Linked DNA regions of Homo sapiens: region 2 is linked to region 1. Evidence: chromatin contacts called from ENCODE Hi-C or POLR2A ChIA-PET data. All regions are on one chromosome and are shown on one strand. The core of a region is the stretch at or near the end of the contact, and the rest is flanking DNA. Distances in the headings are between cores, read along the strand shown. Region 1 holds the start of LINC02043 (long intergenic non-protein coding RNA 2043). Region 2 overlaps ST6GAL1 (ST6 beta-galactoside alpha-2,6-sialyltransferase 1).

Region 1 (3,629 bases), core at 113-2,612:
CCCTAGAACGGTGCCTTTCTAATTGTGGGTTATAACACATTATTAGTAGGTCATAAAATCAATTCAGTGGATGTGGACCAGCATTTTAAAAAGGGAATTAATAGAATATAAACTCCTTAAAAGGCGTCACTCATACTCAGGATAATACTGCTGTGTAAAATTTGTTTTAATATGTGTCAGCATGTGTACACTGTGTCAAGATGTAACACTTACATCCTATTTTAAGACCCTGCTGTAGACTAAACCAGGACCCCCATGGTGCTCCAGGCGTCCCCACCCTCACCTGTGGCACCAGGAGCTCCTGCTGTCACTGGCCCAGCTGGGTCCTGTGTCTTTCTCTGCGTTGTCAGGGCCTGCGCTGGCAGTCCACCTACAGGGAGGTGGAATCCGGGGCTTGACGGCACTGGGAGGATCCTTCATCTTTCCAGGCTCAAGCAAATCCTCGCCTGGAGGCGGGGAATGGGCTAGATGACCCCTGAAACAGTCCAGTCCAGCATCTGAGAGCTCCTCTGGGTCCAGCCCTGTGCCGCCTTTCCACGCTTCCCTGCAGGGCCCTGGGGAGAGCAGAGAAAGCAGCTGCCAGCTCCAGGCAGTCATTTTACCCCAGGTGCCACTTACCCTGCGGAGGGGCTGGAACCAGCTAATCATTTTACCCCAGGTGGCACTTACCCTGCGGAGTGGCTGGAGCTTCTCAGGTTTTTCAGTTCCTGTGTCACCTCCCAGCCCTGCCCACCACATGCTGTGGGTGTCTATGGCTGACGAACGCCCCTGAGCCAGGCCAACCCCCAGCCTCCCAGTGGGTGGCTCTGTGGTCCCTGGCAGCCCCGGCATCATCCGGAGCACAGAGGCCATGGACACTCAGGGGATGGTCAAGGTCGTAGCTCCCTCCGTTCTTCCGTTCCTCCCTCACAGAGCTTTCAGCAAGATAGATGGTCATTCTTCTGTCCTCACTGCTCCCGGCATAAGGGGACCCCAGGGCTGGATGACTTCCCTAAAGAGGAATCTCTCAGGGTTTCCTGCAGCCGCTCCCAAGTCCCGTCTGGAGGATGAAGGTGGCGGACACATCCCTGACGCAGTTTCTCCTCTGCCCTCCACCCCTCACCCATCCCACCTCCTGGACTAGGAACTCAACCAGGACTTGCTTCAACCTGAGAAGATGGTGTCCAGCCCCCTTGGAGCCTGCCAGCATCCGGCGGGATTTCAGAGGGGCCTCCAGGGAGGCGCTGCCCAGCTGCCCCCAGTGTTGCTCACACAGCCCCCACTGATCTGCTCTGGGGAGGCCACGGCCCCAGAACGCGGCTTGTGGGGGGCCTGGGGCAGCAGGCCGGGAGACGTCACTTGTCCGCTGCCTGCTCACCCAGATAACTGCAGCTCCCTCCACTGCCGCCTACAGCCCTCCCGCCATGCCTCTGCCCAGAAGGCCCTCCCTCTCCAGTCCTGTCCGCCCCTCAAGGCCTGCCCAAACCTCCCTGAATTCTCGCCTGAGCAGACACTTTCCTAGCACGGCTCCCGCCGCGTGGATTACTCAGCCGAGCCTCAGTCTGGGGCTGCCCTGTGCTGGGAGCTTTATGCAGATGCTCGGCTCCCTACCCTGGCTTGTGAGCCGTGTGGCGCAGAAACCGCATCTCACTCAGAGCGAGGGTAAAGAGCAGCAGGGCTGGAGAAGCCAGCTGCCCTGCCACAGGCCAAGAGGACTTGGCCAAGTGACCATTGCTGTCTGTTTCCCCAACTGTAAAGGGGGCTGAGACCCTTACAGGGTTGTGAGGCTTAAACTTTGACAAACGCCTACCATCCCACCAGGCACAGGGCAGTTGCTGAGTATTTGGCGGTGGCTGCTGTTCCCCACAGTGTCCAACACCTCCCGGGGATGTAACAGGTGCACCACGGGCAAGACTGATGGGTTTATCAGTTCACTGCGGAGAGAGGCAGGGATGGATGCACTTGCTTGTTCCTCTTATTTTCCCTTATGGGGAGCAGTGACACTTGGCAGAGGCTGCCAGGGAGATGGGAAATGGACATTAATTACGGGAAAGAAAAGGAGGCAAGAAGGGGAGGAGGGTGGGAAATAGACAGGGGAGGAAGAAGGGACGGAGGCATGGTTAGAAGACAGGCAAGCAAAAAAGACGACTGTTTTCTTGGACGAACAGGGAGGTAGGGCCATGAAAAGCATGTGGACGCTTCTTCTCAGTGAATTAAGGCATTTCAGCGCTGGAAAGAGCCTGAAAAAATCAGACTCCCTTCACAGCCCAGCGGAGTGCAGGCCCTGGGAGAGCAGGAGTTAGAGATGGGGAGGACCCCGCCTGCAACAGGCACTGCCTGCTACACCCTGCCATGGGCAGAGGGGCTGTCCTCCCACCCCAGAGAGGCCCCATCCTTTCCTTTCTTTCCCCAAGGCTGCTCCAGCAGGGAGTTTAGCTCCATGGACACCTTTGAAGGCTATGAAGGTGCAGAAGACATGGAAAAGGTGAGCAGCGCTCTGAACGTAATTTCTTTCTTTCTTGTTTATTTCATCTTCTTCCTCCTTCCTATTCATCAGCTCCTCCTGCCTACTGTCCCTCGCCTCCATCCCTCTCCCCCTCTTCAGGATTCTCACCCATAAGGACCTGGTTAAGCCAGGGAACCGAGGTCACTAGTCCTCAAAGTGGCTCTGACCCTGCTAGCCCGGCATGTCCCCACGTGGCTGTCTCCTTGGCGGTGCGCTGGTGTCCGGTCATAACTGGGGCTCCCGCTGAGAGCCCCGTGGCCCAGGTGGGAGGGCTGGGGTGGGCCTCAGCCTGCCAGCGGAAGTCACCACATTGCCCGGCCTGGCCACAGCCTCCAGCAATAACTCTGAGGGTGCACCCGTCCCCCCCCCCGCCCCCCCTTCCAGCTCGCGGGGCCTTTTCCAGTTGGATGACAGTCACGAAACCTGTTCCTCCAAATCCGCTTTCCTGGAGAGGAGAGAAAGCACCCAGGGAGAAAAAGAAGAACGCGATGAGGAAGCAACGTGAGTGTGAGCGAGGAAAACTAAGCGCCTCTGTGGGCCACGGCGTCTCTGACTTTCTTCTCGGAATTGCAGGGCGACCGGCAGCACCAAGAAGGAGCGTGCTGGGGCGTCCACGCCGGCTGACTCCTGCGGGGGCGACGGCTGGTTTCCAGGCGAGGGCGCGGCGCCCGAGGACCTCCACCCCGGAGAGCTGCCCTCCCTGCGGTCGCCCCGGCTCCCCGGCTCCAGAGCGCCCGCATTCCCGAGAGAGGCGATGTGGGGGCCCGGGCCCTGCCCAGCTACGCAGAAAGCAGCCGGGGCCGCGGCGGCGGCAGAAAGGGGACGCCCAGGGCCGCCTCCCGGGAGCCCGAGGGGTGCCCTGCGTGCTCGTCTAGCTCCCGCCGCCCGGCGAAGGACCTCGCGGGACGGGGACCCCTAGTGCGCCTGCGCGAGCGCGGCGGGCGGAGGCAGACGCTCGCGGAGGCCACGCCTCCTAAGGCTCGGCCGAGCCTAGGAGGAGCCGGAGCTGGCTCGGGGCTGCTCCCACCCGCCAGCGCCGGCTGCCCAGCCTGGCAGTGGACCGGGTGTGCAAGCCACTTAGCACCTGACAGGTTAATTCAGAGGGGGTGGTTCCAAGGTAACTGCTGAGAGATTTACGTTTGGA
Region 2 (3,805 bases), core at 333-2,832, 130 kb after region 1:
AAGCATGACCATTCCTCTGTCATCTAGATGACTGTTTCGCACCTTTTTCTCTCTCTTCAAGTCTCTAACACCTTCCCTATCCATACTCTCAGTTGATACCTTGTTTTAAACTTACCTGAAAAAATAATGGCAGTCGGAGGAAAACTTTCATACCTTTTGTCTTAGTCCATTCAGGCTGTGATAACAAAATACCGTAAACAGGGTGGTTTATAAACAAAAGAAATGTATTGCTCATAGTTCTGGAGGCTGGGAAGTCCAAGTTGAAGGCACCAGCAGATTCGGCGTCTGGTGAGAGCTTGCTTCCTAATTTATGGATGGTGCTTTTTCACCGTGTCCTCATGTGCTAACAGGGCTCACTAGTTCTCCAGAGCCTCTTTTATAAGGGTACTACTGTATGAGTCCATGTTGCCTTGCTATAAAGGAAAACCTGAGACTGAGTAATTTATAAAGAAAAGAGGTTTATTTGGCTCATGATTCTGCAGGCTGTACAGGCATGGCACCCACATCATCTTCTGGTGAGGCTTCAGGAAGCTTTTACTCACGGCAGGAGGTGAAAAGGGAGGGGGTGTGCCAATTTTTATGCTCCTGGAGAGAGTTGTCTGCATTTGCACCCTGCACTCCCTCTTCTCTCATTCTCATTTAAACTCAACATGATCAGTCTTTTGTACCCATCACACCACCAAAACCATACCGGTCAGGCTCACCAGTATCCTCTCTTGCCAAATCCAGTGGTCAGATCTCAGTCCCTATCTTGACTGATCAGCAACTTTTGATACAATTGACCATTCCATCCTCCTTGAAATAGTTTCTTCTCTTGGCTTCTGGAACATCACTGTCTTTGCTTTTCCTCTTCTCTCACTAGGTTCTCCTTCTCAGTTCCTTTTCTTGGCTCATTTTCTTTTCTTTTCTTTTCTTTTTTTATTTTTATTGAGATGGAGTCTCACTCTCTTACCCAGGCTGGAGTGCAGTGGCGCGATCTCAGCTCACTGCAACCTCCGCCTCCCGGGTTCAAGCGCTTCTCTGTTGGCTCATTTTCACTTGGTCACTGTGGAGTGCCTCTGGGAGTGGCCCTTGGACTTGGCCTCTTCTCTGTCTCCTCATGCCCTGGCCATCTCATATCATCAATTTCCTGACAACCCTCAATTTATATTTCCAACCCACACCTTTCCCCTGAGTTCCATGCTCAGATATTCAACCATCTACTTGACAAGTTTCCTTAGACATCTAATATACATCTCAAATATGACAAGCCCAAAATCGAACTGCTGCTTTTCTCCCTAAAAGAGCCATCCTCATTTCAGTGGACAACAATTTCATCTTTCCATCTTTTAGGGCTTAAACTCTGGAGTCATTCTAAATTCTCTTTCTCTCATGCTGCACCCACTCTGTTAGCAAACCATGTCAGCTGTGCTTTCACAATAAATTAAGAAACAACTACTTAATTCATCAAATTCATGTTGGTCCAGGACAGAAGACCTGTTCTTTCTCTTAGAATCGTTTCACAACTGAGCCTCCTGCTTGTAGTCTTGCTCCTGTGGTATGTTCTCAAAACAGTAACCAGAGTGATCATTTTAAAAGCTGTAGTGATGTGTCATTCTTCCGCTCAAAAACCAGGAAAGGCTTCCTCTTTTACTCAGAGCTTAGAAAGGCCTACAGGATTCTGTGTGACCCAGCCTTCAGACCCTGCAGACTTCATCTCCTGCTCTTTTCCACCGCTTCATTCTGCTTCACCTCACTGAGCCTACTCCTCAGATATAAAGCACACTTTGGTCTCAGAGCCTTTCCACTGCTTCCTCCAGGCAGGACACCTTCCTTCATGTATCCTATTGTTTTCGTCTCTTCTTCAGGTTTCTATTTAGATGTCACCTTGTCAAACAGGCCATTTGACAGCCTTATATAAGATTATAATCTCCTGCCTGTCTCCTCCCACCGACTTGGCTCTCTCCCTTTTATCCTTCCTTGTTGCTGTTCAATAGCGTAGGTGGCCATCTGAGTTACTACCCTGTGTCTTTTCTCACTAGGAACTTGCTTCCATGAGGGCAAGGATGTTATCTCTTTTGCTCACAGCTATTTCTTTAGGACCCAGAGCAATGCCTCAGGTATCATAGGCATAATCCACATTTGTTGGCTGAATTTAACAAAATCCTCACAATGACATTTCAAAATTAGTTGGAATAACCCAAAATTTATACATGAAGAAACTGAGACACAGAGAGGTTTTTTTTTTTTTTTTAATTTTATTTTATTTTAAGTTCCAGGATACATGTGTAGGATGTGCAGGTTTGTTACATAGGTAAACATGTGCCATGGTGGTTTGCTGCCCCTATCAACCCATCACCTAGGTATTAAGCCCCACATGCATTAGCTATTTATCCTGATGCTCTCCCTCCCCCAGGCCCCCTGACAGGCCCCAGTGTGTGTTGTTCCCCTCCCTGTGTCCATGTGTTCTTATTGTTTAGCTCCCACTTATAAGTGAGAACATATGGTGTTTGATTTTCTCTTCCTGTGTTAGTTTGCTGAGGATAATGGCTTCCAGCTCCATCCATGTCCCTGCAAAGGACATGATCTCTTTCCTTTTTATGGCTGCATAGTATTCCGTGGTGTATATGTACCACATTTTCTTTATCCAGTGTATCACTGATGGACGTTTGGGTTGATTCCATATCTTTGCTATTGTGAATAGTGCTGCGATGAACATATGCGTGCATGTATCTTTATAATAGAAGGATTTATATTCCTTTGAGTATATACTCAGTAATGGGATTGCTGGGTTACATGGTATTTCTGGTTCTAGATCTTTGAGGACTCACCACACTGTCTTCCACAATGGTTGAACTAATTTACATTCCCACCAACAGTGTAAAAGCGATCTTATTTCTTCATAGCCTCACCAACATCTGTTGTTTCACGGCTTTACTAATTGCCATTCTGACTGGCATGAGATAGTATCTTTTTGTGGTTTTGATTTGCATTTTTCTAATGATGCATGGTGTTGAGCATTTTTTCATATGTTTGTTGGCCACATAAATGTCTTATTTTGAGAAATGTCTGTTTATGTCCTTTGCCCACTTTTTAATGGGTTTTTTTTTTCTTGCAAATTTGTTTAAATTCCTTGTAGATTCTGGATATTAGAGCTTTGTCAAATGGATAGATTAGATTGCAAAAATTTTCTCCCGTTCTGTAGGCTGTCTGTTCACTCTAATGATAGTTTCTTTTGTTGTGCAGAAGCTCTTTAGTTTAATCAGATCCCATTTGTCAATTTCTGCTTTTGTTGTAATTGCTTTTGATGATTTTGTCCTGAAATCTTTGCCTGTGCTGATGTCCTGAATGGTATTGCCTACATTTTCTTCTAGGGTTTTTATAGTTTTGGGTTTTACATTTAAGTCTTTAATCCATCTTGAGTTAATTTTTGGGTAAGGTATAAGGAATGGGTCCAGTTTCAATTTGCTGTGTATGGATAGCCAATTTTCCCAGCACCATTTATTAAATAGGGAATCCTTTTCCCATTGCTAGTTTTTGTCAGGTGTGGCAAAGATCAGATGGTTATAGATGTGTGGTCTTATTTCTGAGATCTCTGTGCTGTCCCATTGGTCTGTGTGTCTGTTTCTGTACTAGTACCATGCTGTTTTGGTTACTGTAGCGTTGTAGTATAGTTTGAACTCAGGTGGCTGGATGCCTCCAGCTTTGTTCTTTTTGCTTAGGATTGTCTTGGCTATATGGACTCTTTTTTGGTTCCATGTGAATTTTAAAGTAGTTTTTTTTCTAATTCTGTGAAGAATGTCAATGGTAGTTTAATGGGAATAGC

What was found. A loop is a pair of places that touch in the nucleus more often than their neighbours do. ChIA-PET counts read pairs that join two places held with the same protein, here RNA polymerase II (POLR2A). Pooled maps may share reads with other maps.
Region 2: a pooled map shows a loop between it and region 1 (3-fold over the local background). The contact joins the enhancer-like site here to the promoter of LINC02043 in region 1. A Hi-C loop is called at or near these places in 6 of 50 pooled maps. POLR2A ChIA-PET finds 5 or more read pairs at or near these places in 4 of 52 experiments (WTC11, activated CD4-positive, alpha-beta T cell, activated T-cell and 1 more).

Annotation. Positions count from the first base shown.
Region 1 is chr3:186,824,159-186,827,787 of GRCh38, forward strand. It overlaps LINC02043 (long intergenic non-protein coding RNA 2043), which reads right to left and starts at 1,363. Exons shown (of 4, transcript NR_125409.1): 1 at 1,149-1,363; 2 at 284-554. It also overlaps the pseudogene MCF2L2P1. RefSeq lists a silencer at 3,196-3,435.
Region 2 is chr3:186,951,594-186,955,398 of GRCh38, forward strand. All of the region lies in intron 1 of ST6GAL1 (ST6 beta-galactoside alpha-2,6-sialyltransferase 1), which reads left to right. Among named protein-coding and RNA genes, the nearest start is that of ST6GAL1, 23 kb to the left of the region's middle. Within about 2 kb of position 1,583, at least 4 of the 41 ENCODE cell types and tissues checked have a DNase peak (open chromatin) inside an H3K27ac peak, as active enhancers do; they include endothelial cell of umbilical vein, where a contact is called at or near this core.